Linked DNA regions of Homo sapiens: region 2 is linked to region 1. The links are chromatin loops, found by intact Hi-C in ENCODE. Cell type or tissue: Caco-2. All regions are shown on one strand. Each heading gives the region's core, and the rest is flanking DNA. Links, peaks and the distances in the headings are about the cores only. Region 1 has its middle 59 kb from the start of HOXA1. Region 2 has its middle 82 kb from the start of SKAP2.

What was found. A loop is a pair of places that touch in the nucleus more often than their neighbours do. Peaks named below come from ENCODE experiments on the same cell type or tissue, not always from the same donor. Only the 100,000 strongest peaks of a DNase experiment are listed, where the experiment ranks them.
Region 2: a loop joins it to region 1, with 3 times the contacts of the local background. A loop is called at or near these places in 1 of 110 quality-filtered maps.

Annotation. Positions count from the first base shown.
Region 1 is chr7:27,029,786-27,045,038 of GRCh38, forward strand. No RefSeq gene overlaps it. Among named protein-coding and RNA genes, the nearest start is that of HOXA1, 59 kb to the right of the region's middle. RefSeq lists an enhancer at 503-1,208. In Caco-2, for the core only: no CTCF peak of the experiment used is centred there; a DNase peak (open chromatin) is centred at 8,496.
Region 2 is chr7:26,939,175-26,954,427 of GRCh38, forward strand. No RefSeq gene overlaps it. Among named protein-coding and RNA genes, the nearest start is that of SKAP2, 82 kb to the left of the region's middle. In Caco-2, for the core only: no CTCF peak of the experiment used is centred there; no DNase peak of the experiment used is centred there.

The DNA of each region.
Region 1 (15,253 bases), core at 6,306-10,305:
GCCTGACTAATACAAGTAAAACCCCGTCTCTACTAAAAATACAAAATTTAGCCGGGTGTGGTGGCACAGGCCTGTAATCCCAGCTACTCAGGAGGCTGAGACAGGAGAATTGCTAGAACCAGGGAGGAGGAGGTTGCAGTGAGCCGAGATAGTGCCACTGCACTCCAGCCTGGGTGACAGGGTGAGACTCCGTCTCAAAAAACAAGAAAAGAAAAGAGAAGAGAAGAGAAAAGAAAAGAAAAGAAAAGAAAAAAAAGAGAAAAAGCTGCTATAGTATCAGATAGCAGAAAGGAACAGGGATTCCCTGGCAAAAGTATATTGGGCTGCATGATCTTGGGCAAATTACTTAACTACTCTATGCCAGTTTTCTCTTCTTTTTTGTTAAATTCTTTTTCTTTTATAGAGATAGGATCTCCTATGTTGCCCAGGCTGTTTTCAAACTCCTGGGCTCAAGTGATCCCTCTGCCTCAGCCTCCCAAAATGCTGGGATTACAAGCATGAGCCACCTCAACCACCAGCTAAGCCAGTTTTCTCATACCTAAATATATGTATTATACTTACCACCAGGTGGTTGTAAGGGTTAAATGAGAGAATGAATATAAAATCTGTTGTAAACTGTAACATCCCATCGGGTATTAGTTTTTTTGGTGTTAATCTGATTTAGCAGTGGAATGCAAGATGGAACCTAGGCGGGGGGCGGAGGGAAAAAAAGTCTGATAGAAAAACATCTTTAGGTACTCAGCCCTTAAAAGACCTCCCAGGGAGAGTAGCAACATTACAAAAACTCACACTGTTTCCCCTGTGGAGGGTACCCACTGAGCTAACAGAGGTAGGCCTCATGGGTCAGCCCCATTCTACCAAATGTATTCTTTCCCATTTGCTCCAGCTGGTGGTAACAGGTACAGAGGGAGCAAACCAGACAGCTGGTGCCACATGAAACAGAAAGATCTGTGCTTCGCCGTAAGGAAAAAAAAAAACTGTGGGAAACAGTGCAAGAACAAAAATAAGCAGGCAAGTGTTTGGGGCATTTCAGCTGGTAAGTGAGAGAGAGAAGCAGCCCCAAGACAGATGCAGTCCACGCCCTCCATCTGTAACCAGAGAGTGGCTCACATGTCAGAAAAAAGTTTGTCCTCCCTTAGGGGAATCTTGAAGGCTGTCAATGTTCTAACCATGAGGAATCACAAAATCTATACGGAACATTCCAACATGTGCAGGCCTGATAGGTCTCAGAGCAATGTTCTATGGGAGTCTGAGTTTTGCAGGCTTCTCACTTGGTGGACTGGGAATGTCAGTGAGAGGCGTGCTTTACAAGGGAGGGGAAGTGGTGTCTGAATCTGCTCAGAGACAGGCCCACTACTTAATTTAAGAAGGCAGTAGAAGGCCGGGCGCAGTGGCTCACGCCTGTAACCCTAGCACTTTGGGAGGCCAAGGAGGGCGGATCACCTGAGGTCAGGAGTTCAAAACCAGCCTAGCCAACATGGTGAAACCCCGCCTCTACTAAAAATACACAAAAATTAGCTGGGTATGGTGGTGGGCGCCTGTAATCCCATCTACTCGGCAGCTGAGGCAGGAGAATCGCTTGAACCCAGAAGGTGGAGGTTGCAGTGAGCTGAGGTCGCGCCACTGCACTCCAGCCCAGGCGACAGAGTGAGACTCCATCTCAAAAAAAAAAAAAAAAAGGGCAGTAGAACAGGGTGGTTAAGTAAGCCAACTGTCAGTCAAACAACCTGAGTTCAAATCCCAAATCCACTACTTACTTACTTAACCTATGTGATTTAGGGTTGCTTAATTTTGCTAAATTGCTTAACTTTAGTAGCAACATTTCCTAACTTTGGTAGCAAAGTTGCTTAACCTGACTAAGCTTCATTTTTTGATCTGTAAAATAGGGGCGAATAGTAGAAGAATGTTGTAATGAATAAGATGCTTGTAAAACAATTAGGAAGTGCCTGGTACAAAGTGAGCAGCCAATAAATGCTGGCTATTTCAGTATTGTTTCAAAAGGCAAGTTTATTAGGTTACCTAGTTCCTAAGGCCTAGAGAACAGGAAGTTAAAAGTGAAAGAAAGTGAAAATGTTTCTGTAGCATCAAACAGTAGCACATTCACTGGCAAGTGAGATAAGTTTCAAATGAAACCTTATGAACTATTTTAGATAAGTTAAACATACACGTAGAAAGACAATGACTAAATACTCAGTCACTAAATACTAGAATCAGAGCTCTATTTGGATTCCAGCTCCATCTATTAATAGCTCTGTGCCCTTGGCTTTATGCCTCTGTTCCACATTTGTAAAATGAGGATGATAATAGTATATACCTCATAATGTTGGAGTAAGGATAAAAATAAATGAGGCAATGCCTGTCTCAGTACAGGCCTTAGTACAGTCACTACCAATGAAAAGTACTTAATAATTAGTAGGTACTGTTTCCTTTATTACAAAAAAAAAATCAGAGGGCTATTTGTTAACCAAATTGAAAGCCTAACTCTCTGAACAGAGAAAGTAAAATATAGTGTTTTTTGAGAATCAGTTCTTGCTCTTACCAGAAGTAACTTTTCTATTTGAAGAAAATGTGTCAGTCTTTCCTAGGAAGAACTAATTTACCCAGGGTATCATAACACTTTTAGATTGGTCCACCCTACAATCTTGCTCTTACTATTGTGCTCTAACTAAACTAAGCAGAAAATTTATCTGAGGTAATTGAAAAATCTGAATTGTCTGACAGCTATGATTAATATTCTGCCCATATTTATAATTAAGTCATAGCCATAAAATAAGGCAAATGTCTCAAAAAATTCTAGCAAAAATTAAACTACATTTGCTTAAAGATTTATCAGTCTTACAATTCATTCCACATATTTAAAAAGTTTGCCAGTTCAGTAAAATTTAGTAGTAACAAAATAAAATGTATATTAAGTACATCAGAAATTAAAAATACACCCACTCACTTATTCATTCAAAAAACATTTCTGAATGCCTACTATGTGCCAAACACTGCCCTATGTTTTAAATCAAATATACTGTATTTGTTGCCTTTTACAAACTTCTTTCATTTATCATTTTCCATATTTCATTCAAACTTTCACATAACCTGATAACACTGCAAACTGATTAAAAGAGTTAACTATAAAAGCCCTGTCACTTTAAGAATTTGTAATTTTTTCCATTAACATTCCTCTCTGGTTTTATGTACTTGGTCTGTGCTGTGGGATGTAGCATAAATTATCTGCCTTCAGCAAAACGAGCAGCTGAAATGTGAGGCTGCCTGACAGTGCTTGTTAAGCCATTAGCTATTGTGAGCACACACTACTAGGGATGTCTGGCTCTCATGAGAAGTGTTTAAGTGGTTCAAAATATAGGAGTTTGGTCATGCAGTACAAAAAAAACAAGCCCAGTATTTTAGCACCATGCTTAGGGGTTAATTAATAAAAAGGATGAAAACAATCCTGGGATGTTTATTTTTAAAGAAAAGTATTACAAGTGAACACTTTGTGATTTACTGAAAGCCAGTAACAGGATAGGATGAAACAATATTTTTAGCAAAATCCTTCTACCACAGTCCAAGAAAATAAGTGTATTTCTTTTTTTCTTTTTTTTTTCTGGAGACGGAATCTCACTCTCTCGCCCAGGCTGGAGTGCAATGGCATGATTTTGGCTTACTGCAACCTCCGCCTCCCGGGTTCAAGCAAGTCTCTGCCTCAGCCTCCAGAGTAGCTGGGATTACAGGCACCTGCCAGCACACCCAGCTAATTTTTGTATTTTTAGTAGAGTCGGGGTTTCACCATTTTGGCCAGGCTGGTCTTGAACTCCTGACCTCATGATCCACCCGTCTCGGCCTCCCAAAGTGCTGGGATTACATGGGTGAGCCACCGCGCCCAGCCAAAAATAAGTGTATTTCTAAAACACAAAAGTGGTTGTTTGTTTAACTAAAAATTATTTTTAAAATATTACCTCTTTGGCCGGGTTTGGTGGCTCACGCCTGTAATCCCAGCATTTTGGGAGGCCGAGGGAGGTGGATCACAAGGTCAGGAGTTCAAGACCAGCCTGGCCAAGATGATGAAACCCCATCTCTACTAAAAATACAAAAATTAGCCAGATGTGGTGTCAGGCGCCTGTAATCTTAGCTACTCGGGAAGCTGAGGCAGGAGAATCTCTTGAACATGGGAGGCAGAGGTTGCAGTGATCCGAGATGGCACCACTGCACTCTAGCCTAGGCGACAGAGCAAGACTCCGTCTCAAAAATAAAAATAAAATAAAAATAAAAAAATATATATATCCTCTTTTATTCTCCCCACATCCATTTGCTTGCACTATCTGCAATAACCTGCTATACCCCTCCACTGCTCCCTTATCTCTATACCAGGCCTTATGGAAATCCTTTTCAGTTTTGTACAGCCCAACTCAGAAGCACCCCCTCTTCCATATGCCTCCTTACCCTCATCTGCCACCCCAGAGTGTTTTCACATGGCCCTGGCTGAAAGAGATCTCAGCACCCAGAGAAATCTGGGCACTAATTCATTGTCCTTCTTACCTCTTCTGTACCTTCTCTTAGGCCATCTTGTTTTATACTTACTGGTGTCTATATCTATCTCGTCAACTCGACTTTGAGTTTATTCATTTTGCATTTCACACAATGCCTAGTTCAAATTCTGTTAAGCGTCAGGTGAATAAGCCTGCTTAATACATTCATACTTTATGTACCTCAATTTCCTCATCTAGCAAGTGAGCCTAATAATATCTGCCCTGCCTAAGTAGAGTTTGTTATGCCATCAAATCAGATAACATATGTAAAAGCGTTTTTGAAAACTACTGCACATTTGTCTTAGTCCATTCAGTCTATTATTTTTAAAAATACCTTAGACTGGGTAATATACAAAGAAATTTATTTCTCATAGTTCTAGAAGCTGGGAAGTCCAAGATCAAAATGCCGACAGATTCAGTGTCTGGTGATGGCTTTTTGCTTCACAGATGTGTCTTCTTGCTAAGTCCTCACATAGTGGAAGAGCAAAAAGGCTCCCTCAAGCCTCTTTTATAAAAGCACCAATCCTATTCATGAGGGCAGAGTCCTCATGACCTAATCACCTCCCCAAAGCCCCACTATTTAATATTATTGCATTGGAGATTAGGTTTCAACATACGAATTTGGTGAGGGAACAAAAACATTCAGACCATAGCACATTCTTTGGCAAGCAATTTGGCAATGTTTATCAAAAGCCTTAAATCTTTTTCTTTTTTCTTTTTTTCTAAGAGACATGGTCAGCCGGACACAGTGGCTCACGCCTATAATCCTAGCACTTTGGGAGGCCGAGGCAGGTGGATCTCCTGAGGTCAGGAGTTTGAGACCAGCCTGACCAACATGGCAAAACCCTGTCTCTACTAAAAATACAAAAATCACCCAGGCGTGGTGGTGCATGCCTGTAATCCCAGCTACTCAGGAGGCTGAGACAGGAGAACTGCTTGAACCCAGGAGGCCGAGGTTGCAGTGAACTGAGATCGTGCCACTGCACTCCAGGCTGGCAACAGAGCAAGACTCTGTCTCAAAAAAAAAAAAAAAAAAAAAGACAGGGTCTCACTCTATCACCCAGGCTGGAGTACAGTGGTATGATAATAGCTCACTGCAGCTTCAAACTCCCGGGTTCAAGCAATCCTCCCACCTCAGCCTCCTGAGTAGCTAGGCGTATAAGCATGCACCATCATGCCTGGCTTTTTTTTAATTTTTTTGTAGAGATGGGGTCTCACTATGTTTCCCAGGCTGGTCTTGAACTCCTGGGCTCAAGTGATCCTCCTGCCTAGGCCTCCCAAAGTGCTGGGATTAAAGGCATGAGCCACACTGCACCTGGTCTTATTTTTTCTTATTCACTAATTATACTTCCAGTTTTTAATCCTAAGGAAAAAAATGTAAACATGGAAAAATTTTAAGCACAACAATGTTCAGATATTACATCTAATAATAATGAATGTGAAATAATTTAAACATCCAACAAAGGGGAATGGCTAAGTAAATTACTGCATATTGACTTGATGAAACATTATACAATAATTTTTAAATTATAAACATTATTTTAAGAGATGATATAATTACAGAAATGAGGAATGTTTAAGATGAAGTGTTAAAAGAAAAAATGTAGCATCGAAATTGTACATCTATCTTGACAATATATAAAAAAGAAACATCAATTCACCAAAAAAAAAATGATTGCAAGTACACTAAAATGCTAATAAAAGTTATTCCAAGGTAAGAGAATGAGTAGTTTCTTTTCTATATTATTTTATGTTTTCCAAATGTTGTTAAGTACACATTACCTTGAAAATAAAAAGACTCCAGGCATAGTGGCTCACACCTGTAATCCCAACACTTTGGGAGGCCAAGGCAGGAGGATTGCTTGAGGTCAGGTGTTCAAGACTAGCCTGGGCAACACAGCAAGACCCTGTCTCTACAAAATTTTTTTTTAATTAGCTGGGTATGGTGGTGTGTGCCTATAGTCCCAGCTACTCCGGAGGCTTGAGTCAAGAGGATTGCCTGAACCCAGGAGTTTGAGACTGCAGCAAGCTATGATTATGCCACTGCACTGAGGCCTGGGTGACAGAGTGAGACCTTGTCTCTTAAAAAAATTTAAAATAGGACCAGGGGGCAGGCATGGTGACTCACGCTTGTAATCCCAGCACTTTGAGAGGGCAAGGAGGGCGGATCATGAGGTCAGGAGTTCCAGACCAGCCTGGCCAACACAGTGAAAACCCGTCTCTACTAAAAATACAAAAATTAGCTGGGCATGGTGGCGGGCACCTGTAATCCCAGCTACTTGGGAGGCTGAGGCAGGAGAATTACTTGAATCCGGGAGGCGGAGGTTGCAGTGAGCCAAATCACGCCACTGCACTCCAGCCTGGGTGACAGAGCTAGACTCAATCTCAAGAAAAAAAAAAAAAATAGGGCTGGGTGCGGTGACACATACCTGTAATCCCAGCCCTTTGGGAGGCCGAGGCAGGTGGATTCGAGACCAGCCTGGCTTACATGGTGAAACCCCATTTCTACTAAAAAAAATACAAAAAAATTAGCCAGGCATGATGGCAGGCACCTGTAATCCCAGCTACTAGGGAGGCTGAGGCAGGAGAATCACTTGAACCCGGGAGGGAGGCAGAGGTCGCAGTGAACCAAGATCGCGCCATTGCACTCCTGCTTGGACAACAAGAGTGAAACTCCATCTCAAAATAATAATAATAATAATAATAATAATAATAATAATAATAATAATAAGGTTGGGCATGGTGGCTCACGCCTGTAATCCCAACAGTTTGGGAGGCCGAGGCAGATGGATCATCTGAGGTCAGGAGTTCGAGACCAGACTGGCCAACATGGTAAAACCCCATCTCTACTAAAAATACAAAAATTAGCCAGGTGTGGCAGCGCACCTGTATTCCCAGCTACTCAGGAGGCTGAGGCAGGAGAATATCTTGAACTCGGGAGATGGAGGCTGCAGTGAGCTGAGATTGTGCCACTGCACTCCAGCCTGGGCGACAGAGTGAGACTCCACCTCAAAAAAAGACAAAATAAATAAACAAATAATAAAAAGAAAGATAAACTTTCAACAGTAATTAAAAAGCTATATAAATACATGAATTTAAGAGCTATGAATATTGTATCTTTGGATTGCATCACTTCACTATTATATAGGCTCTAGGATAGCTCATTTTCTTAAATAAAAATAAACTAACTAAATCAGACTATGTTGTACTTCAGGCAGTACTTGTTAGACAACAAAAATAAAATTTAGGCCAGGCACGGTGGCTCACACCTGTAATCCCAGCACTTTGGGAGGCTGAGGTGGGTGGATCACTTGAGGTCAGGAGTTTGAGACCAGCCTGGCCAACATGGTGAAACCCCGTCTCTACTAAAATACAAAAATTAGCTGGGTGTGGTGGTGCACGCCTGTAATCCCAGTTACTTGGGAAGCTGAGGCACGAGAATCACTTGAACCCAGGAGGCAGAGGTTGCAGTGAGCAGAGATGGTGCCTCTGCACTCCAGCCTGGGCGATAGAGTGAGACTCTGTATCAAAAATAAATAATTTAATGTAATTTAATTTAAACCAGATTTCTTTGGTCCTAACTTAAAAATAATTTCAATAATTTTAACCAGTGAGTAAAAATGTCACTCCTTTCCTTTTTATTACTCAAATATATTCTCACTCACTGTAAGAACCTGTCTTCTGTCTCTATAGGTGTGTCATAAATGCTAATGTTATCTTTAAGAGTATTTCAGAATCCAAAGCTACCTTTTCTTTCACTCACTTCTGAACATTAACCTTCTTAAGTAAACTTGCTCTGTTTGAAAGAATCATATTTGCCCATGTGTTCAACAAGCCTAAGCATTTTTCTAGATCATCATCAAATGTCAAGGTTCACAAGTTTTTCAAATGTACTTAATGGTACTTAACGTTTCCATACTGGGGGAAATTTTTTTTACAAAAAGAAGAGGGGTGGGGCATGGTGACTCACCCCTGTAATCCCAGCACTTTGGGACGCCAAGACAGGTGGATCGCTTGAGCCCAGGAGTTTGAGACCAGCCTGGGCAATATAGTGAGACTTCATCTCTACAAGAAACAATTTAAAAAGTAGCAAAGCATAGTGGCAGGTGACTGTAGTCTCAGTTACTGAAGAGGCTGAGGTGGAAGGACTGTTTGAGCCCAAAAGGTAGAGGCTGCAGTGAGCTGAGATCGTGCCACTGCACTCCAGCCTGGGTAACAGAGCAAGACCCTGTCAAAAAAAAAAAAGAAGAGGAAGAAAAGAAAATGTCTACTACTTGTCAGAAAATCTCATTCCATAAAGTCATGTTTCTAAATGTGAATGATTTTGTGTTACCTTAAATATAAAATTAAAATACTTGTTTTTCATTTTCTGGTAATTTTCATGCACTTTTTAAAACACATCTCTTACCGGAGTTTGCAATTCCCATTCTCTTTCTAGTAATATCTATATTGATTTAATTTACATAGCAAATAGTCTTTACCAAGGAGAAAAAAATCTAACTTTTAAATTTTTTCCAAACCCAAATCTTCCTTTTAGAGAACTTGAATAAAAAAACTGCCTTATTTGACTATGTCATTGCTCTTTCCCAAGTTAATTTTATGACTATGTCTTTGTATTGAATTTGTTCACTCACATCTAACTGACCCAAATGCCTTATCAAGTGCCCAAATCAGGTCAAGGATAAGAGCTGCTAGTGATGCTATTTTGAGAAGAAACAAAATGTACTGTAATATACCAGTTCCCATTATGCCAAAATGCACCATTTCTTTGGCACATACATGTTATGTTTTACCAATAAGAGAAACAGTGATGAGCTGAGAAGGTAGTTCATCTGTACAGAATGGTTTGACTATTTTGTCTATGGATATTCACTGAAACCTTTCTAAAGTGTGGTTAGTATATGAAAGCATATATTTTGATTTACAAATGCAGAATTTTACTTGCTACATATAGGTGATCATTAGTCCTTTCAAGGACGGGAAATGTCCCTTTTTTAATTGAGATGGAGTTTTGCTCTTTTGGTCCAGGCTGGAATGCAATGGTGTGATCTCGGCTCACTGTAACGTCTGCCTCCCGGATTCAAGCGATTCTCCTACCTCAGCCTCCCAAGTAGCTGGGATTACAGGCATGCACCACCACGCCCAGCTAGTTTTGTATTTTTAGTAGAGGCAGGGTTTCTCCATGTTGGTCAGGCTGGTCTCGAACTCCTGACTTCAGGTGATCCGCCTGCCTCAGCCTCCCAAAGTGCTGCGATTACAGGCGTAAGCCACCGTGCCGGACCAAGAAATGTATTTCTTTTACCTTTGTACACTGAGTATCTAGCCCATTGCCTGCACATTGTAAGTGCTTAAGAAGTGTTTGTTAAACCAGTGATACCACAACACAGTTGACTTATTGAAAAGCAACTGCCAAGTTGTACCATACTGCAACAGGCACTGTGGCTAATTAGCTCAGTTTATTAGTGCAAGGAAGTGAGGTCAAGGACTCAATTCCCAAAAGGATCTTTTGGCCTTATTCTAGTCACAATTTCATACCTTGTTCCATCCAACAAGCCATCTCTCCTATGACTGCAAGGAGAATCAGACAAGCAGAGGCAGAAAGAAATAGTTTAACACAATTCATCACCATTCTAATACAGATAATTTAGAAATTAAACAGGTAATAAATGAACTGTGCATCCTTTTGATATGAAAAATTCCAATATTTCAGTATGTGAGATTTGGTTATAAGGGTAAAATAAAAAGTTCTGGAGATAATGGTTACAAAACAATGTGTATGACACTAAATTGTACATTTTAAATAGTTAAATGGTAAATTTAATGTTATGCATATTTTGCCACAATAAAAAATAAAGTTAAATTATTAAAATGTGAAAAAAAATTATAAGTTAACACAGCTTAAATTAACATCCAGCAACCTCACATGTAAAATAAACAGGTAAAAAATGAAAAAAAAAGAGTAAAATAATAACATTAACTGCTGATCCTTAAAGTAATACAAACTAATATAGAAACCCTGTATCATTTTATTATAACTGTAAAGTTTGTCACAGAGTTCTTATGAGGATAATGTCTTGTGATTGCTATAAAAAGTCATTTAATTCAAAACATTTGGCTAATAAAGGATTTCTTTTTTTTGGACAAGGGAATTTCAATAAAATGCTTTGCAAAATAAAGAAAATGAATGGATACAAGACATATAGTCTTAAAAATAAAGCTTTTCTCCAAGGACTCTCAAATAAACTTCTATTATGAACAGAGCCTATTTCAGTAGTTTGAACACAGGAGAATTTTAATTTGTTTTCAAGATTTCACTGGCTCTAATGTCTCAGGAAAGTAAGCCAGCTTCTATATACACATTTTCTATATAAGTGGAAATAATACTACTTACTGCTTCATATGGGGTGCTATGTGAATTAATTGGTTAATGGTCTTAAAGCACTGCCTAAGTACTAAACGTTATCATTAGTGTGCATTGTATATCTCTTTGCAATTATCTGCCACCTTAAAATGCTGTGGCTTGTAAGGCTGCCTCTCTCTTGGAATATTTACAAAAGGTTAAAGAAAGTTCAAGAGGAAAAAAAGCATGTAGGCTAAGGTAAGGCAGAAGAAAGGGAAATTCAAAATCTGACATGTTTTATTACATGCTTTTTGTTACATCGTATTACATGTTTCTTGAAATTACAGATCATTATGCTAGAAGAAAAAATTTAGTCACACACATTTTGAATTCAAAATATGCTACATAGTTTTAAGAAATCAATCTATAATAGAACTAAGCAAATAAAGTATACATTGCATTAAGATAAAGTTATAATTTATTTTATTATAATTTAATTGTTAATCATAATAGTTACATGTTTAATCTTATTAGTTGAAAGAGCCTATCTGACATCTGTGAGACCAGATCCAATAATGCCTGTGTTTTTTTTTTTTCTGCTGTTAAAGTCTTCAAATATTTTTTGGAAGATAAATTCTTAAATGCACAGAATAAAATTTCTACTGAATTAATAAGAAAAACAATAGTAGTAGTAGTAATACCTTACACTTACACAGTGATTTATAATTATACCAGGTAGCAAGAACTGTGAAGGTCTGAGACTTTACCTTACCAGTCTGCAAACTAGTCTGCTAGTTTCATGGGTGCTGACAGAAGACACAAGACTCCTGGATCAAAGACAAGTGACAGTTTATTACTAATAGCAATGGCAGTAGCCAGAGCATCTTCATTTTCTTGTGGCAGTAGCCCAAGCCCCAGTTCCCACAGGGTGACACAAGGGCTACGAGACATGTGCACACACACTGGGTTGTATTACAGAAGAGTAACCCTGAGCTTAGAAAACCTCAGTCTTTTCCCTTTGCTCCAGAGAAAGACATTCTCTCTTCCAAGGCTGTTTGCTATACCAAAATTCATGAAAAAAAGTCCAGAATAAGAGGCTAGCAGTGCCTCTGCTCACAAGACATGCATAAATATTTGAGAACCAAGGAGAGTTATGTCCCAATACTAGGGTGACCATATATCCTAGTTTGCTTGTGACAGTCTTGACCAATACTAGTTGTCTCAGCTTAATTATTAATAGCACCCCTTTCCACTCTCGCAAGTGTACCAGTTTGGACAAGAAATTATATAGTTACCACAGTTATAATTCTTTAAAAAATTACCTGCCTGGTCAGAGTACTGCTGATATCTACAGTTAGGGTTGGGTCAATCAAATAGCACAAGAGAGTAAAAGTCAAAAGGGGGAAAAGCAAATCATGCATATCATTTTAATAATATGCATTATTATATGCATAGAATAATATGCATTATTCTAAATGAAGAAGACTTCAAGCACTTATTTAGAAGAAAAGAGACTATTCCAGGAAAAATAAAAGCTGGTTTGATTGTGTCTTAACCACTTAAGACAAACCACTTAAAAATGGCAACTGAAGCTTTGCATAACTGGTACAGTAATTACACTATTTTGCCTGAATACTTGTCCTTCTTTACTGAAAGATCTCAGGTAATTTTTACCCTAAGTATCCCTGAAACTAAGAAATTTTCTGACTTCCATTTTGAGTTGTAAAGAATATTAAAACTTTACAGAATATTAAAAATTACCAGGATATTTCAGCCACATCCAGACAATTTACTCCTGGCAGGTTCCCCATTCTTCTCACCCCTCCGCACAGTTCAAGCTATTTGATTTTGACAGCATTCCACACCCGTCCTCATTCTCTTCCCCTACTTCCCCACCCTTGAGCTCAACTCTGACCCCTGTGTCTACCATCAATTCTGACCTTAGACAATAGTGATTTAATGAGTTTTCACTCAATACTATGGAACCAAGCTCAATTTATCCCTGGCTCAAATAGCCCAGTTCTATCTAGAGCACTTTGGTCTTATTCCATAGATCATCAGTGTCCATCCAAATTTCCAATTACAGTAAGTAAATCCTTGATGGTCTCATTCCCTGAACTTAAATTGGTACTTCAGTCCTTGGGGATTGGGACCCTCCCATACACTTGTCAGGCCCCTCGCAGGGAAGAGAATCCTGCAGCAGATCATAAGTCCTGAACCAAGGGTTTGCCAACCTGACCATGCTGGTTTTCAAATATCACAAGCTTCTGGGTTCTCTGTACCTATGTTTTGCATGCCTGTTGAGGACCATTATCGCCACATGGGACTTTCGAGATACACGACATTTTACTGGAATATCTTCCACCCCATATACCTACCATGGAGTGCCCATGAGCATGGACTTTCTCTCTTAATTTACCCAGAGTCTCTCATGATAATGATCATTTCAAAGACCTCAGGTCAATTACAGTCTTATTCCTTCCCATTCTGCCAGTTCTGCACCAAGTGGCCTGTTCATACTTGACTCTATTCTGAAATGTCACTGAGAATTTTTGTATTGCTGTTCTCCTTTCACAACTATATCTAATGAATTAATTTCATTATTCCAGCAGGTTCTCTGTATGAAAACAACAAAGTTTAACAAAGTGTCTGTGTTGCAAAATGGTCTCAGTATGTGATAGATTATGAGAATGCCTAGACTTTGTTTATGAGTTTGCAAATTTTCAATTCATATGGGTCCTTAGGAAATTACTTAAATCTCAATGTAAAATAAAATAACAAAATTCCATAGAAAAAGTTGTATGTACATTATAATTGCAATTGTGTAAAGAAAAAATCATGGGTGTGAGCAAAGTCTAAAAAGCAATCCACAAACAGCAATATATTTCATAAACAAGTGAATAGTTAAGTTAGAGTAATGTAATTTTGGAGTTGTTTTCTTTTTTAAAAAATATCCATGTTGTGAGATCTAATTAAAATAAAGAGCTTATGCACAGCAAAAGAAACTATCAACAGAGTAAACAGACAACTTACAGAATGGGAGAAAATTTTTGCAAACTATGCATCTGAGAAAGGTCTAATATCTAGCATCTACAAGGAACTTAAACAAATTTACAAGAAAAAAAACCCATAAAAAAGTGGGCAAAGGACATCAACAGACACTTTTCAAAAGAAGACATACATGTGGCCAACAATCATATGAAAAAAGCTCAACATCACTGATCATTAGAGAAATGCAAATCAAAACCACAATGAGATACCCCTCATACCAGTCAGTGGCTATTATTAAAAAGTCAAAAAATAACTGATGCTGGTGAGGTTGTGGAGAAAAAGAAATGTTTACACACTGTTAGTGGGAGTGTAAATTAGTTCAACTATTGTGGAAGACAGTGTTCCTCAAAGACTTAAAGACAGAAATACCGCTGTAAGAAACATAGAAAACCCTCTCCCTCTCCCTCTCCCTCTCCCTCTCCCTCTCCCGATGCCGAGCCGAAGCTGGACTGTACTGCTGCCATCTCGGCTCACTGCAACCTCCCTGCCTGATTCTCCTGCCTCAGCCTGCCCAGTGCCTGCAATTGCAGGCACGCGACGCCACGCCTCACTGGTTTTCGTATTTTTTTGGTGGAGACGGGGTTTCGCTGTGTTGGCCGGGCTGGTCTCCAGCTCCTAGCCGCGAGTGATCCGCCAGCCTCGGCCTCCCGGGGTGCCGGGATTGCAGACGGAGTCTGGTTCACTCAATGCTCAATGGTGCCCAGGCTGGAGTGCAGTGGCGTGATCTCGGCTCGCTACAACCTCCACCTCCCAGCCGCCTGCCTTGGCCTCCCAAAGTGCCGAGATTGCAGCCTCTGCCCGGCCGCCACCCCGTCTGGGAAGGGAGGAGCGTCTCTGCCTGGCCGCCCATCACCTGGGACGTGAGGAGCCCCTCTGCCTGGCTGCCCAGTCTGGAAAGTGAGGAGCGTCTCTGCCCGGCCGCCATCCCATCTAGGAAGTGACGAGCGCCTCTTCCCGGTCGCCATCCCATCTAGGAAGTGAGGAGCGTCTCTGCCCGGCCGCCCATCGTCTGAGATGTGGGGAGAGCCTCTGCCCCGCCGCCCCGCCTGGGATGTGAGGAGCGCCTCTACCCGGCCGCGACCCCGTCTGGGAGGTGAGGAGCGTCTCTGCCCGGCCGCCCCGTCTGAGAAGTGAGGAGACCCTCCGCCTGGCAACCGCCCATCTGAGAAGTGAGGAGCCCCTCCGCCCGGCAGTCACCCCGTCTGGGAAGTGAGGAGCGTCTCCGCCCAGCAGCCACCCCGTCCGGGAGGGAGGTGGGGGTCAGCCCCCGCCAGACCAGCCGCCCCGTCCAGGAGGGAGGTGGGGGGGTCAGCCCCCCGCCCGGCCAGCCGCCCCATCCGGGAGG
Region 2 (15,253 bases), core at 6,498-10,497, 90 kb before region 1:
ATTAGGTTAAGTAAAAAACAAGAAGTCCTGTTTAAAATACTGAGAATTTAGCCCATGTTCTTAAATTTAACTGGATCCCACAGATCTTGATTCTGCAGAGCAAACCTATGGACATGAAACTAACCCCACCTCCCAGGGCATTCCTGTCTTTGCATTCACTACTAGATGGTCCTCAACACAGTGATTTTTTTTAAGGTGAAAGGAGTTAAGAGAGCTGCATAATAGCACAGAATTAATTATAAGAACCAAGAGTAGCACCTGTCTTCAGACCCTTCATTATGGCTTTTTTTTCTTTCTTTCTTTAGGTGAAGTTTCACTCTTGTCGCCCAGGCTGGAGTGCAGTGGCGTGATCTCGGCTCACTGCAACCTCCACCTCCTGGGTTCAAGCAATTCTCCTGCCTCAGCCTCCCGAGTAGCTGGGATTACAGGCGCCTGCCACCATGCCCAGCTAATTTTTGTATTTTTAGTAGAGATGAGTTTTCTCCATGTTAGCCAGGCTGGTCTCGAACTCCTGATCTCAGGTGATCCGCCCGCCTCAGCCTCCCAAAGTGCTGGGATTACAGGTGTGAGCCATCGTGCCCGGCCAATTAAGAGCTTTCTTTATCACAACACAGTTTCCTTTCCTCCCTTATCTAGAGGCCCTCTTTACGTCCTCTACTCATCAAACTCTCTTCCTCTTTGCCTCTTCTTTTTGTTCTTCAGTGCATTCTACTTCCAGGAACCATATGTCCTTATGGGATCCTATTCCTACATACCAAATCTTAGATACTGTGGTAGAAGCTACTGTTTACCTCCCAGTATTCATTCCCTCCTTCTTCCTTGTAAAAGGACACCCAGTTTTTTTGCTGGGCTAACTACAATAAAGATCACATTTCCAGACTACTTTACAATTAGATATAGCCATATGATGAATTTCTGGCCAGTAGGATATAAACAGAAGTAATGCATGCAATTTCTGAAAAAAAAAAAAAAAAAAAAAGTGTTCTTAAAAAGACGGGATGTGACCTTTCTCCCTTCCTTCTACCTGCTGGCTGAAATTAGAATATAATGACTGGAGTACAAGTAGCCATTCTGGACCATGAGGAGGAACTGACAGCTTAAGGATAACAGCAACAATGTAGAAGGAGCCTAGTTCCTGTTGATCTTGGGTGTCTTTACAAACCCTGGTCTACTCCCCTCTGGAATTCATTTATATAAGAAAGAAATACATCTGTATATTATTTAAGCCATTGCTATTTGAAGATTTTTGTCAATGCCAGCTAAACCTACTACTGTACTAATAAATACAGACTATCTTCATGATAATACAATAACACATAATGTACTTTAAAACAACTCCTATAGATTTCCACTATTATATATTTAATATATGTAAAACTTAGGACACGTAACTCCAGATACCTATCAGAAGTATATGAAACCAAACTCACTACTACCCCTTGAGGATTTAGTGAAATTTTCATAGCCTATGCCTCACATGGAAACATATTTTATAAACCAAGTGACATCTGACTAAAACATATAAAGTTAAGTTTTCTTAAGGGGATAAATTCTCACATAAAATTGGTCTAGTTTAAGGCAAAAAATTAAACACTTTGATTTATCTCCATTATCTCCCTCAACCCCACTAATGAAGGAAGAGAGTCCTTAAAACATAAGCCCACTGACGAACAACAATGAGAGAAGGAATGAAGTCACAAAATTTTGGAAACTGGAAAGCAGATGAATAAGCAATAAGACTGCAAAAAGCTGAATCTTAAATGGGCAGTGGGAATAGCTAAGAAGCAACCTAATTTGCTTCAGAAAAACACTCCTAAAAGGCCCAGAAAGTGACATCATAAAGCACTCTGGAAGTGAAGAGGTGAACATAAAGCTATTCTTTCCTCAATTTCATGCAGCTAGACAACTGCCTCTCCCCAATTTCAGGAGAAGACAAGATGTTTATTCTCTGGAGAGGGTAAAATATGGGGAATTATGACTGCAGGAACCCAGGCACAATTGAGATAGAAGTTATCATACTAAAAATAGGGAAATTAAATGAAAGTTTGCACAATGAACTTTAAAATCCCCAGCCCTCTTGTTGTATTCCACTCTTAGAATGCTGGCAGCTGGATTTTATCATACCCCAGAAAGATATGAGAATTTATTATAACCATGAAAGAAGAACAGGATGCTTAAGAAAAAAATCAGAGAACAAGGAAGAAGTCTTGAAAATTCTCTTAGAATTTCCAAGAGATCTTGGAAAATTAATAAAGGAATTGAAGTTTCCTTGAAGAAAAGAGAAAAAGAAAATGGATTTTCAGAAGGATGGAAGGAAGGAAGGAAGGAAGGAAGGAAGGAAGGAAGGAAGGAAGGAGAAGGGGAGGGGAGGGGAGGGGAGACTGGGTTCAGTGGCTCATGCCTGTAAGGCTGAGGCGGGTGGATCACCTGAGGTCAGAAGTTTGAGACCAGCCTGACTAACATGGTGAAACCCCGTCTCTACTAAAAATACAAAATTAGCCAAGCGTGGTGGTGCATGCCTGTAATCCCAGCTACTCAGGAGGCTGAGGCAGGAGAATTACTTGAACCAGGGAGGCGGAGGCTGCAGTGAACCAAGATCATGCCACTGCACTCCAGCCTGGGCAACAAGAGTGAAACTCCATCTCAAAAAAAAAAAAAGGGAGAAAGAAAAAATTCAAGAAAACTTCTTACCACTGAAGAGCTTGAGTTTCCAGAAATGAAAAGACCCATGGAGTACCAAGCACAATGGATAAAAATAAATAGACCTACATCTCTATAAAAGAAGATCAATATGAAATTTCAGAGCCCTAGGCCAGAAATAAAAAGGGTTTTAACAGATCTTAGATTTAAAAAAAAATACAAGATTGACAATGAGAATGTCATCAGACTTCTCAGTAATAACATTGGAAGCTAGCAGGTAATGGAGAAATGCCTTAAAAATAATAAATTTTATTAATTAAATGTGAAGATAGAATAATGGATTTCAGTCATTTAAGATCTCAAAAATTTCTAGGAAGCTGTTAGAAGATATGATCAATCAAAATAAGAATGTGAAGTAGGAAAAAAAAAGACATAATATCCAGAAAACCAGGGGATCCAACACAAAAGAGACAAAGTGAATTCCTTGAAGCAGGGGTCAGCAAACTATATAGCCTGTGGGCCTAATTCAGCATGACACCTGTTTTTATATGGCCCAAGAATTAAGAATGGTTCTTACACTTTTAAGTGATTTCTAAAAATAAAAATAAGAATATTCCATAACACCTAAAAACTATATGAAATTAAAATTTCAGTGTTCATAAAGTTCTACTGGATCACAGCCACACTTATTGATTTATGTATCATCTATGGCTGCTTTTGTGCTGTAACAGCAAAGTTAAGCAGATGCACCTAAGGCTATATGGTCTAAAAAGCCTACTTTACAGAAAGTTGCCTTACCCTAGAGGATGGTAAAGGAGGAAGATCCCAGAATAACAGCTATGCAGCAAGCCTAAAGAACAACTGGCCCAAACTAGAACAAATCAGAAAGCCATAGGAGAGAGATCCCAAAAAATAAAACTGATGGAATTTCTGAAATGTTTCAATGTACTAAAAGAAGATTTGAATAACTTGGGAAGGATTTGTAAATAAACTGGTTATCAGTGCATAGAAAATTAAATTTAAAACAAGAGCATTATTAAATTATTTTTAAAAAGTGATACAGGAAGAAAAATTATTGTAGTATACTACATGGTTCAGCTGTGAATAGAATTTATGTAGTCATAATGTAAGTACTAAATATTAAACAAAACAAAATTATAATAAAGTAATTATGTAAGGAAAATGGGGAACTAGAAATGTACCAGGCAGTATTGAGAATACTGGTGGCAACAAGATTAAAAGACAGATAAATTCTTACTTTTGCAGTCAAGAGATGCATCTAAAAACAAAAAGTCAAGAAGCAGCAGCTTAAGATTTAGTGGTATTTAGCCAAATATCAAGAGAAACAGCTTAAACAGTTAAAAGTGCTTTCTTTAGTGATTGGGAAATGGGGTAAGGGTAGAAGAAAGGGAGAAACAGGACAGACCTGCTATTTATCAAAGTAAGGCTTGTAGACAATTTAATTTTTTAAACTATGTGTATATGTAACTTTGAAGCAAATAAAAACTAAATTTGATATTAGCCCCCCAAATGAAGAATTCTCATATAGATTTCTGATTGTTTGGCATGCTTTACAGGGTAAGTTTTTCAAGTAATGTTTATAAACACACTTGATTTGAGAATTTTGAACTGTTTACGAAATAAAGGTCTTATTTTACATACCAACATGCAATTAGTAAGTAAAAGTGAAGGGATTTTTTAAAACATTATTTTTTAAGTACATAAAATTCCTTTATTTTGTTCTACTCTGTTTAGATCATTACTACAGAAAATAACATCTAAATACTAACCACTTCAACTTCACTAGATCAGCTAAAACAACTAAAAGATTTAATGGAAGGGTGTTTATATTATGGAAGACAATTAGGTAAGACAGTTAATGTAAGAATAAGCTATCTTGTTAAGTAGGTCATCCAAAGAAAGGCATGTACTAAGTACTTCTATGTTTTAGCTAAAAAATATAAATAAATATGAAATGAACATATTAATATTACAGTTACAAATAAATAACAATAAAAACATTGTTTTAATTGGACATCCAGTACATCCCCAAATTTGTTTTTCAGTATTATCTTTCAAAGTCACTCAACCATAGCACACATTTTGTAAATGTCCTATATTTTACATGAATTGTATACAGGGCTTTTATTTAATTTTTCACATTTATTTTACACTGATATTTGACAACCAATTTTAAATTGGCATAATTAGCAATTACCTTAGTATTCCTGTTTTTCAGTCTGAATACTCTTCATTCAAATGATGATTAGTTTGTTTGTAGTAATTAGCATTTTAGCCAGGGAAATGGTTTACAAACTATGTTGCTTTACATCCATTTTGCTAAAGAGAAAAGAAAAGTGCTATTTACTTTAATACTAACTGTATTTTTTAAATTGTGCCTTAAATTCATTTATGAAATAAATTTGAAAAATCAGAAGGGCTTGGTGTATTTACCTACATCACTAATTAGACTATAATAGCTTCTTCTAAGAAGACTGCAGGTACTCTCCCTGCTCTTAATGGAATGTAGCAACTGTTTCTCAAATCACCCTCATGACAGCATTATGCAATTTTATCTGTCTATATTCTATTTCTACTTTATATTGTGGATACATTGGAGCCATATAGGAGTGTTTTCTATCATTGCAAAAGCCAGATAAAATAGTTTAACTACTACATCAAGTGGGAAATTATATATATAAATTGTCTGCTGCTGTCTATAGATTATGTCTGTAAAAGTTAAAAGCATTTTTCCCCTTTTAGAGAGAACACTCCCAATGCCTTCCTTTGCCTCATATATAAATTATCTTTTAAGGGACCAGGTGCAATAGGCAAAGAGTTGGCTGTCTTCCCAACCCAGCTTTGCATACTCGTAGAGCTAGGGGTCACAGAAATGCAGAATTTAGAGTACAAAGCCAAGTCAAGAATTATTTTCCTGCATCTTTTCCCTTAGGGGAGAGAAAGGGTGGTGGAATGGCAATTTGGGAGAAGTCATCTGAATTGAGATGAATTTAATTGCTTTTCCTGTTAATCTCCCTGCCTACACAGGTGGCTATGAGAGTCCTCTCTCCACAGATCCATGTCAGTGTCAACATTAAGAGGAACCGAGAATTTGGAAATCTGGTCCAGGCAGTTCTCCAGCTTTGTTCCAGATGCAGGATGAACACAATTCTATTGGAAGCATTTGTGTGCGTGACATGATTAGACAATTAATATCCAGCAGAACACCAGACCCTACTCCTCCCAAACAAGTTTGGAGTTAATCCTAGAAAGCGTAGGTCCTCAGTGGCATGGGACTTTTTGTAGAGTTGTTTGATACTCCATAGTATTTATTTATTTATTTATTTATTTATTTATTTATTTATTTATTTATTTATATGATTTTGAACTCTGTGAGACCTGCTCCAGAGTACTCTTGGGAGGACAAGAAATTTCTAACTAACTAGGAAATGACTAGCAGGGAGGCTGCCTTGGGATATTGTTCAGACAGAGAAAGTAAAATTACCCTTCACCTTGGTTTCTGCATTTGCTACCATTATCCCTCGATATTCCTATGCCCAGTATGCTATGGTCAAATGAGAAGATTCTTTTTACATTTTGCTCTATTTAAGAAAGGCAGTGCAATCCCATGCATTTCTAATGGACTAAGATCAAGTCTAACTTCTGAAGTGATTTTCAGGAAATGTCTTAGAACATAATTATCTTTTAGACACCAGTCAAGTTGGAAGCTGAGGAGACACACAGAGACTCTGCATTTTCTGTTCCTTGACCTAGAATGCTCTTCATATAGCCAGCTTCTCATACTTCAGGTCTTGGTCTAAATGTCACTTTCTCAAGGAGATCTTTCATTACCACCCTTTCTAGATTCCCTAAACCTCCATCCCCAGCACTTTATTTCTCTCCTTCATGAAATTATTACACAATTATTTTAATTGTGCACTTCCTTTCTTCTCTCTCTGCCCCACAAGAATGGAAGCTTCCTGTACTTCGAACACAGTATACCTATAGTGTATATACAGTATAACCAAGAAAGATTTATCAATGAAAGAGTACTGAAGGTAACTGAGGAACTTTACTGAAACATTTAAAACATTTTATTTTTGATAAGTATATCAGTCAGCTTCTACTATATTATTCAGCAATAATAACTCCAAAAATCTCAATACTTAAAAAAGATTGTTTCTTGCTCACTTTTTTTTTTTTTTAATGAGACGGAGTTTCGCTCTTGTTGCCCAGGCTGGAGTGCAAAGGTGTGATCGTGGCTCACTGCAACCTCCACCTCCTGGGTTCAGGTGATTCTCCTGCTTCAGTCTCCCAAGTAGCTGGGATTACAGGCATCTGACACCACGCCCAGCTAATTTTTTGCATTTTTAGTAAAGCCAAGTTTTCATCATGTTGGCCAGGATGGTCTCAAACTACTGACCTCAGGTGATCCACCCACCTCAGCCTCCCGAAGTGCTGGGATTACAGGCGTGAGCCACCATGCCCGGCCCTCTTGCTTACTTTTTATGTGAGCTGCAGCTTTGCCCCTGTGGTCTTCATTCCTTGGCCCAGGTTGATGCAGTGGACCCTATCTGGGACATTCCCTGAATCATCTCATTCTCATGGGCAGAGGGAAAAGAACAACGACTGTAGGAAATATACAGTGTGTCTTAAACTAGGATCTGAAGTACAGCACTTCTGTTCATAAGATGTTCTCTTACAATAGAAATTTCTAGAAAAATAATACAATCAGCCACAAGGATATTGTTCAGAAACTGTTACTAAAAATTTGTAGTCTGTTTATATTTATGTATATTGTATGTTAATGTTTATATTTGCAGTTTAACTGTGTTTATATTTGTGTATATTGGTCTTTATTCACTGGGTTTCTTGAATTGCAGAGTCATATCAGAAATTCTGCATATCCTAAAACTTAAGACACGTAGATGAGTGGTACTTTTTTTCTGTTTCCCTACTTAAGTATGTCTTTGCAATTCCTTGGCCTGAATATTTTGTTGGTATTTACATGTCTTCATCTGTACAATAGAAAGCTAAGAGCCTGAAACTTCTGAGTGGCTTTAGTTCTGCCAGTATCGAAGGAAGCTGGCACTGATAAAAGTTCTTCCACGGTCAGAGTAAATGACTGGAATAGATAAAGAGAGGCTATATTTGGCCTAAATCCTTACGGTGACTTTTTTTTTTCTTTTTCTTTTTTTTTTTTTTGAGACAGATTTTCACTCTTGTTGCCCACGCTGGAGTACAACGGCGTGATCTGGGCTCACTGCAACCTCCACCTTCCAGGTTCACGCAATTCTCCTGCCTCAGCCTCCCAGGTAGCTGGGATTACAGGCACCCACCACCACGCCCAGCTAATTTTTTGTATTTTTAGTAGATACAGGGTTTCATTACATTGGCCAGGCTGGTTGCGAACTCCTGACCTCAAGTGATCCACCTGCCTCAGCCTCCCAAAGTGCTGGGATTACAGGTGACATTTAAGTAATAAACTTTATCCTATGAACAATGCCTTAACACAAAGTTAGTCAGTCATAAACTACCTATGTGTTCAATTTTGACTGCCAACTTTGGTATCTGTGTACGTTTAATTTCCATATTTATAATAGCTTCCTCTAACAGTTTTCAGCACTACATTGGTAATATTGTTGGGAATACCTACTTGAGATGAAAGTTTTGAACTATGATCTTAGCCACAGTAAAAAAAGAAAATTAAACCACCTGGCACTGTGGCTTATGCCTGTGATCCCAGCACTTTGGGAGGCCGAGGCGGTCTGAGGTTGGGAGTTCAAGACCAGCCTGACCAACACAGAGAAACCCCGTCTCTACTAAAATACAAAATTAGCCAGGCGTGGTGGCGCATGCCTGTAATCCCAGCTACTCAGGAGGCTGAGGCAGGAGAATTGCTTGAAACCGGTAGGCAGAGGTTGTGGTGAGCCGAGATCGTGCCATTGCACTCCAAGAGTGAAAGTCCGTCTCAAAAAAAAAAAAAAAAAAAAAAAGAAAGAAAAAGAAAATTACCAAAAACAACTCTCAACTGAGAACTTGTATGTTGAAAGTTTTTTTTTGTCTTGTGACCTTTCTCCAATCTTGTATCATGTAAAATTATACTCTATAGAATACTGTGGATGGCACTTTTTACAAGGAATTATCTTTTAGAAACTATTTACAATATAAACCAACATTGCAAGACTTTATATGTACATTTTAGAAAACTAAGGATATATGTGTGCATGGATAAATAAAATAATATGTGAGCTCTATCTATTTTGCCCTGTGAGATGTATCAATCATAGCATCCAGAGTAAGTGGGTACAGAATTTAAGATCAAAATCTCTCCAGTTCCATGGACAGCTCCTATGAACAAAAGCCAAAGAGTGTGATTACCATCTCACTGAGAATTTCCCTCTGTTTACTCTGTCCTCTTCCCAGATATTATTCTTAGCTGCCTTACCATTTCCTTTTAAATCTCATTTTCCAAATGTCCACCACTGAGCCTGGGCAGTCTTCAGTTTAGACATAAAGGCTTATAGAAGACAACAAAAGTATGTATCCAGCATGTAAACAAAAATATGCTCCTTGTCACAAGGAGTTTACATTAAAGGTAAAGAAATTTCTCAAGTTTCATATATACAAATTTGTGTAAACCCTATGGAGAACTCCAAAGAGGAGCCATTTTCTTATTAAGTACCATTTTTCTCAGTATTTAAAACATACAAGGGAAGAAAGCAACAATTTAGCCCTTTGTATAAAAGAAACAGGATCAGGTTCGTTTCCTGTTCCTCTTCCTTAGAGACAACTACATCCATTTCTGATCATTTTCGTACCTGCTGTGGTTCAGTCAACTTCTCTAATAGTTGTGGAATGTGAAACATCTACATAAGATTGTGGGAGACCTTTTTTTTTTCCTACAGTCACTACCAGATGCAAACAAGGTGATATGTCCCTGCATGCTACTATTGCTAAACTGTGAGCAAAGAAAGGAAAAAGACTGATTTAGAGCATACATTTAAGATGCTTGTTAAGTGAAATGTCAAGTAGATTCATGTCTTGCCTTGTTGATCACCAGCCAATCAATGACTCTTAAACCTGAAATGACCAGGTCAACTTGCTACCACTGCTACCAAGTGAGAGAGAGACTGCATAGATCATCACTCAGAATGACAATTACTATGTAGAGCTATAGTAATTCCATAAGCCCTGGCCATTGTCTTGCTTAGCAAGAGGCTTCCTATGCTCTCACAGCTAAATACCAGCTCACTCAGATCCTGACACAAGGGAAACAAAAAGGCCTTTGGGATATCAACTCCCTGGTGACCCAGGTCTGATCAGAATTGAATTTTACTCCGCTTAGAACAAGTTTTTGTGTTTTTTTTTTTTAAGGATTATGGTAAATGAAGCCTTTGAGTGAGCTGTGTTCTTTCTTTTGCATATAAATGAATATAAATATGAATATGAATACAATCAATAGATAGACATCTGCCATCTTCTTACCACTGCCACCCATCCCAGTGACTTTTTGTTGTTTACTCAGACTAAAATGTCATCATAAGATAAAAATCCATCTATATTTCTATTTGGGATCAATACTACATATTTACTGTTACTTGTCATCCTTTGATATGTGTACTTGTTGTAGCATGTAATCCTTAAATTTGGTCTGGAGATGTGAAGATTTCATCAAATCCCCCAAGATCAAAAGCCTTAAAATTTTTGTTTGCATTTACATGCAAAGCTTACAAAGTTCTCAAGGGGGAAACAGTGATAAGAGCATTCTTCAAACGCTTGTTAATTGTTAACTGTCAAATCCTGATGGTGAAATCTCAGAGGTTTGTTTTAACAGGGGTAAAAACATGATGTTAATTTTAAGTTTTCTTAAACTCAGTGGTGAACACTAACAATATTTTTTCTCACCAGCTCACTTAAAATATAAGTGTAATTGTTAGTCAAAGCTAAAAGTCATACAAAAACATCAACTTGTTTTCACTCTTTGAAAGACAGATGTAGAGTCTGCCTGGAGGATCATAATTAAGGCAAACTAAGTGGGGAAACTGGTATTTTAGGCACATTATTTTAAATCACTCAAGTCCCTAAAGAAATTTTCAGTAACAGCTGTTACTTTGATCATCCTAATACCGTTGAAAAATAATATGTAAGATTAGACTACTATATATCCCTAAAATTAGCAATGAGCTGAAAGATAGAGATATACATCACATTTTTTAATCTGCCTGTCTTACTTCAGGATGACTTAATTAACAATGAAACCATCTGAAAAGACGATGCTAAATCAACTCAATAAAGAGACCTACTATTCAGCACCTAAGATCACAAGTTCAAGTATATTATAAAGTGTATATGTGTATTAATATATTACTTTATATATAATTGTATTTCTATAAAATAAAACTGAATTAATCATTTACAAAATAATAAAAATCACTTTGGCTAATTTTATAAATAATAATTTTTTAAAACCTCATTTTTATGATGAAATATGCAAATTATTATATGAACACTTCTCAAACCCATACTTCTTAATGGTCTAGTATTACAGTTCACATATAATCTATATCCTAATGAGCCTAGTTGTCGATGACATTCTCTGTACACATAGTCTTCAGAACTGGCAGGATTTTCACAGTAACTGACCATCTTCCACCTTAAAATATTCAGTGATAATGATGGCTCTCCCATTTTTTAAATCTCTAGATCAAGCTATTTAATATATTAATACTATCAAAACAGAAAATCGTATAGATAATTTTTTTTTAAAAAAGCAAAAATTTTTTTGTTCGTTTTTGTTTAGAATAGTGTACCCAGAAATATTTACTTCTATTCAGGAGGTAATAAAAAGTGATAAAGAATTTTGCCTAGTTTACTTTCTAATATTTCCTATATATAATACGTACTGCATATTCTAACATTTCCCATTTTACATTTCTTGAAGAGATTGAATCAGTGCAATTTCATGCCTACAGATTTTCAGTTTCTAACGTTCAATGACTAAATGGTGGGTGACTGAGCAATTCTAAATTGTGCTTTTAAGAGGAATAACTGTCCAAAAGGAACTCATTTAGTAGCTCACTTTCTGTGTGAACATTTGTCATTTACTTTTCTTATTTTTTTAACTGTTTATTGTAATTAGTAGAAATATTTTTATCATTTCCATTTGTTTTTCTCTGATCGGCCTGAGTGGTAACATTATTCCTGGAAATGCAAGTCAGGGGAAGGAGAGCACTTCCAGGAATATAACCACAATGAAGTGATTTGGCCTAAATATAGGCATTTTAATTGAGTGCATGTAGACACAGAACATTTCCTAAGAATAGTGTAAAATCTCCAACTGTGATTTCAAATTAAGATGCTATTGAAAACTCTCAAGCCTATTTCCTTAGCTCAACTTTACTATTTTAATCCTCAGCATGAAGAGGTACGGAAAAGTCATACACAGACTCTGAAAAGGCTAATCATTTTACTCTAATAACTTTTGTTTTTTATTTTAGAATTTGCTGTAACCCACATATACTCTTCTCTGAGAAAAGGTAACTATTGTGATTTACATTTTAACAGTGATCATAAGAAAATATTTTTCAGCATTTTGGATACTTGAGGGCTAATCAGGCACTAAATTAGGTACTGGTGGTCACTAGGGGCAGACATGCAAAGACCCTCTTCCCTGTATTTCAGTTGTTCAGTGATACTTTAGGTGCACAACATAATCCTGTATAAGATCTGAATCCCTGAAGTTAGAATAAATTATGTGCAAGTTAGTTTCAGCATTAACTGAATTTTAATGTTATAGTCTTTGAAAATCAATTGTTGATACAGAGCTACTCCCAATCATATGAATACTTTAATTACCAGAACACTCTATGTCATAACTGCCTTTTTAAGTTGATGTTAGTAATAAAATGCTCCTTAGAAGTTTTGTGGCTGGGCGCCATGGCTCACGTCTTTAATTCTAGCACTTTGGGAGGCTGAAGCAGCAGGATTGCTTGAGTCCAAGAGTTTGAGACTAGTCTGGGCAACAACACAGGGAGACCTCTATATCTAAAAAAGTTAAAAAATTATCCAGGCATGGTGGCGCATGCACCTGTGGTCCCAGCTTCTCGGGAGGCTGAGGTGGGAAGATCACTTGAGCTCAGGAGATGGGGGCTGCAGTGAGCCGTGATCGTGCCACTGCACTCCAGCCTGGGAAACAGAACAAGATTCTGCCTCAAAAAAAAAAAAAAAAAAAAAAAGTTTAGTAGTTGATACTCTACTAAAATTTCTCTTTTTCCACCATCATTTTAGTGTATTTCTTGAGATACTGCTTCTAATTGAGATTATCACTCTCCTTATACTACAGTGCCTGGGATTCTTCTTTGTTTAGCCATAGAAGTTACCAAAGCCTTTTATGCAGCTCCTGATTGCAAAGATTCCACTAGTATTAAATATCAAGCACACCAAAGTTTGGTTCACAGACATGCACAAAAGAGTAAGCAAATTAATTACTTTTACTATCCTAAGATAACAAAGAACAAAACAAATAAATTTTCCTTTGGTTTACCTTTGGTATCCTAGCACTCTATTTTGCATGAATCCTTCAGCACATCACGAGTGAAGACAAAGTTTGGAGCTAAGAGCTGATAAGACTAAATCAAAGATGTTTTTTCTCCCTAAGACCTTCTGTGAAAACAATGTTAAATTATTCTCGTTCTGAGAATGAAGACCATCACCCGGAGAAAAGCTATTTTGTTCCTGTGTGTGCATCTATGAGGTTTGGAAGTGCTAGTAGTGGTAAGATAGGACAAAGACAAGAGGTCTTATGGTGGGGTGGTACCCAGCAACATATAATCATAAGAACTCAGAATTATCATGTCCTGCATTTTGCATTGTGTGCATATCAATTTTGACAGTTGCTCTGCATAATTGTCTCACAAGACTTAAATTTTACACTAACTGCAGGTGTATTAATTTCCTACTACTGCTGTAACAAGTTACCACAAACTTAGTGGCTTAAAATAACTGTTATGAACTGAATGTATCTCTCCAAAATTCATATTTTAAAACCCTAATCCTCAGTGTGATAGTATTTGGAGATGGTGCCTTTGGGAGGCAATTAGGTCATGAGGGTAGAGCACTCCTGGGGGAATTAGTACCCGTGTAAAAAGAGATAGTGAGACTTCTTCCTCTCTTTCTACCATGTGAAGATACAAAGAGAAAACAGCCGTCTGCAAACCAGAAAGTGGGCCCTTATCAGACACTGGACCCTCATGAGGCACCTTGATCTTATACTTCTCAGGCTCCAGAACTATGAAAAATAAACATTATACCCAACTTATGGTATTCGTGTTATAGCAGCCCAAACTAAGACAATAACACTCACTTACTCTCTTATAGTTCTGGAGGTTACATGTTTTAAACCAGTTTCACTGGGTTAAAGTCAAGGTGTCAGCAGGACTTGTTCCTTCTGGAGGCTCTGAGGAAGAATCTACTTCCTTACCTTTTTTCAGCTTCTAGTGGGTTCCTATATTATTTGGCTTCTGACCCCTTCCCCCATCTTCAAAGTGCATCATTCCCAACTCTGCTTCTGTTAGCATCACATGGCCTTCTCCCTCTCTCTTTCTACCTCCTGCATTCCTCTTAAGGACTATTGTGATTACACTGGGTCCACAGTGATAATCCAGGATAATGTCCCCCATCTTAAGTTCCTTAATTTAATCACATCTACAAAGTCCTTTTTGTCATATAAGGTAACAGTCATAGGTTCGAGGGGTTAGGGTATGGACATACTTAGGGACCATTATTAAGCCTATGACACTAGGCTACGGGTGTCTAGCCTAATGATGAGGCTCTACGGAAGTGAGCAGGACTTTCCCATATGCTTAGCTCTCAAGTCCCACCAACTACACCTACATAGCTCTGAGTGTGCAAGGGGCAGAGTCTGGAACAGGCATTTTCTATCTTTATATTTCTTTTCTTTTTTTTTTTTTTTGAGACGGAGTTTCGCTCTTGTTGCCCAGGCTGGAGTGCAATGGCGTGATCTTGGCTCACCGCAACCTCCATCCCCCAGGTTCAAGCAATTCTCCTGCCTCAGCCTCCCGAGTAGCTGGGATTACAGGCATACGCCACCACCCTGGCTAATTTTGTATTTTTAGTAGAGATGGGGTTTCTCCATGTTGGTCAGGCTGGTCTTGAACTCCCGACCTCAGGTGATCCACCCGCCTCGGCCTCCCAAAGTGCTGGGATTACACGCGTAAGCCACCGCGTCTGGCCTCTATCTTTATATTTCATTGCAATAAATGATGGCATAAGAGGAACTGTGCAGAAAAACAAGGCATATTTGAGCCCACATGAAACTCGGGTCAGACAGAATATTTTATAATGTAGTAAAATAACGGTAAAGTATAGGTCAGAGACAGGATGTAATTTTACAGGTGTTTTAATCACAACATCTACTAAAGAAAGAACCAAATCTTAGGAGAAAAATGAGGTGTAGCTCTGATTACTATTACTAATTTTTTTTTTTGAGATGGAGTCTCGTTCTGTCACCTAGGCTAGAGTTCAGTGGCGTGATCTCTGCTCACCACAACCTCCACCTCCCAGGTTCCAGCAATTCTCCTGCCTCAGCCTA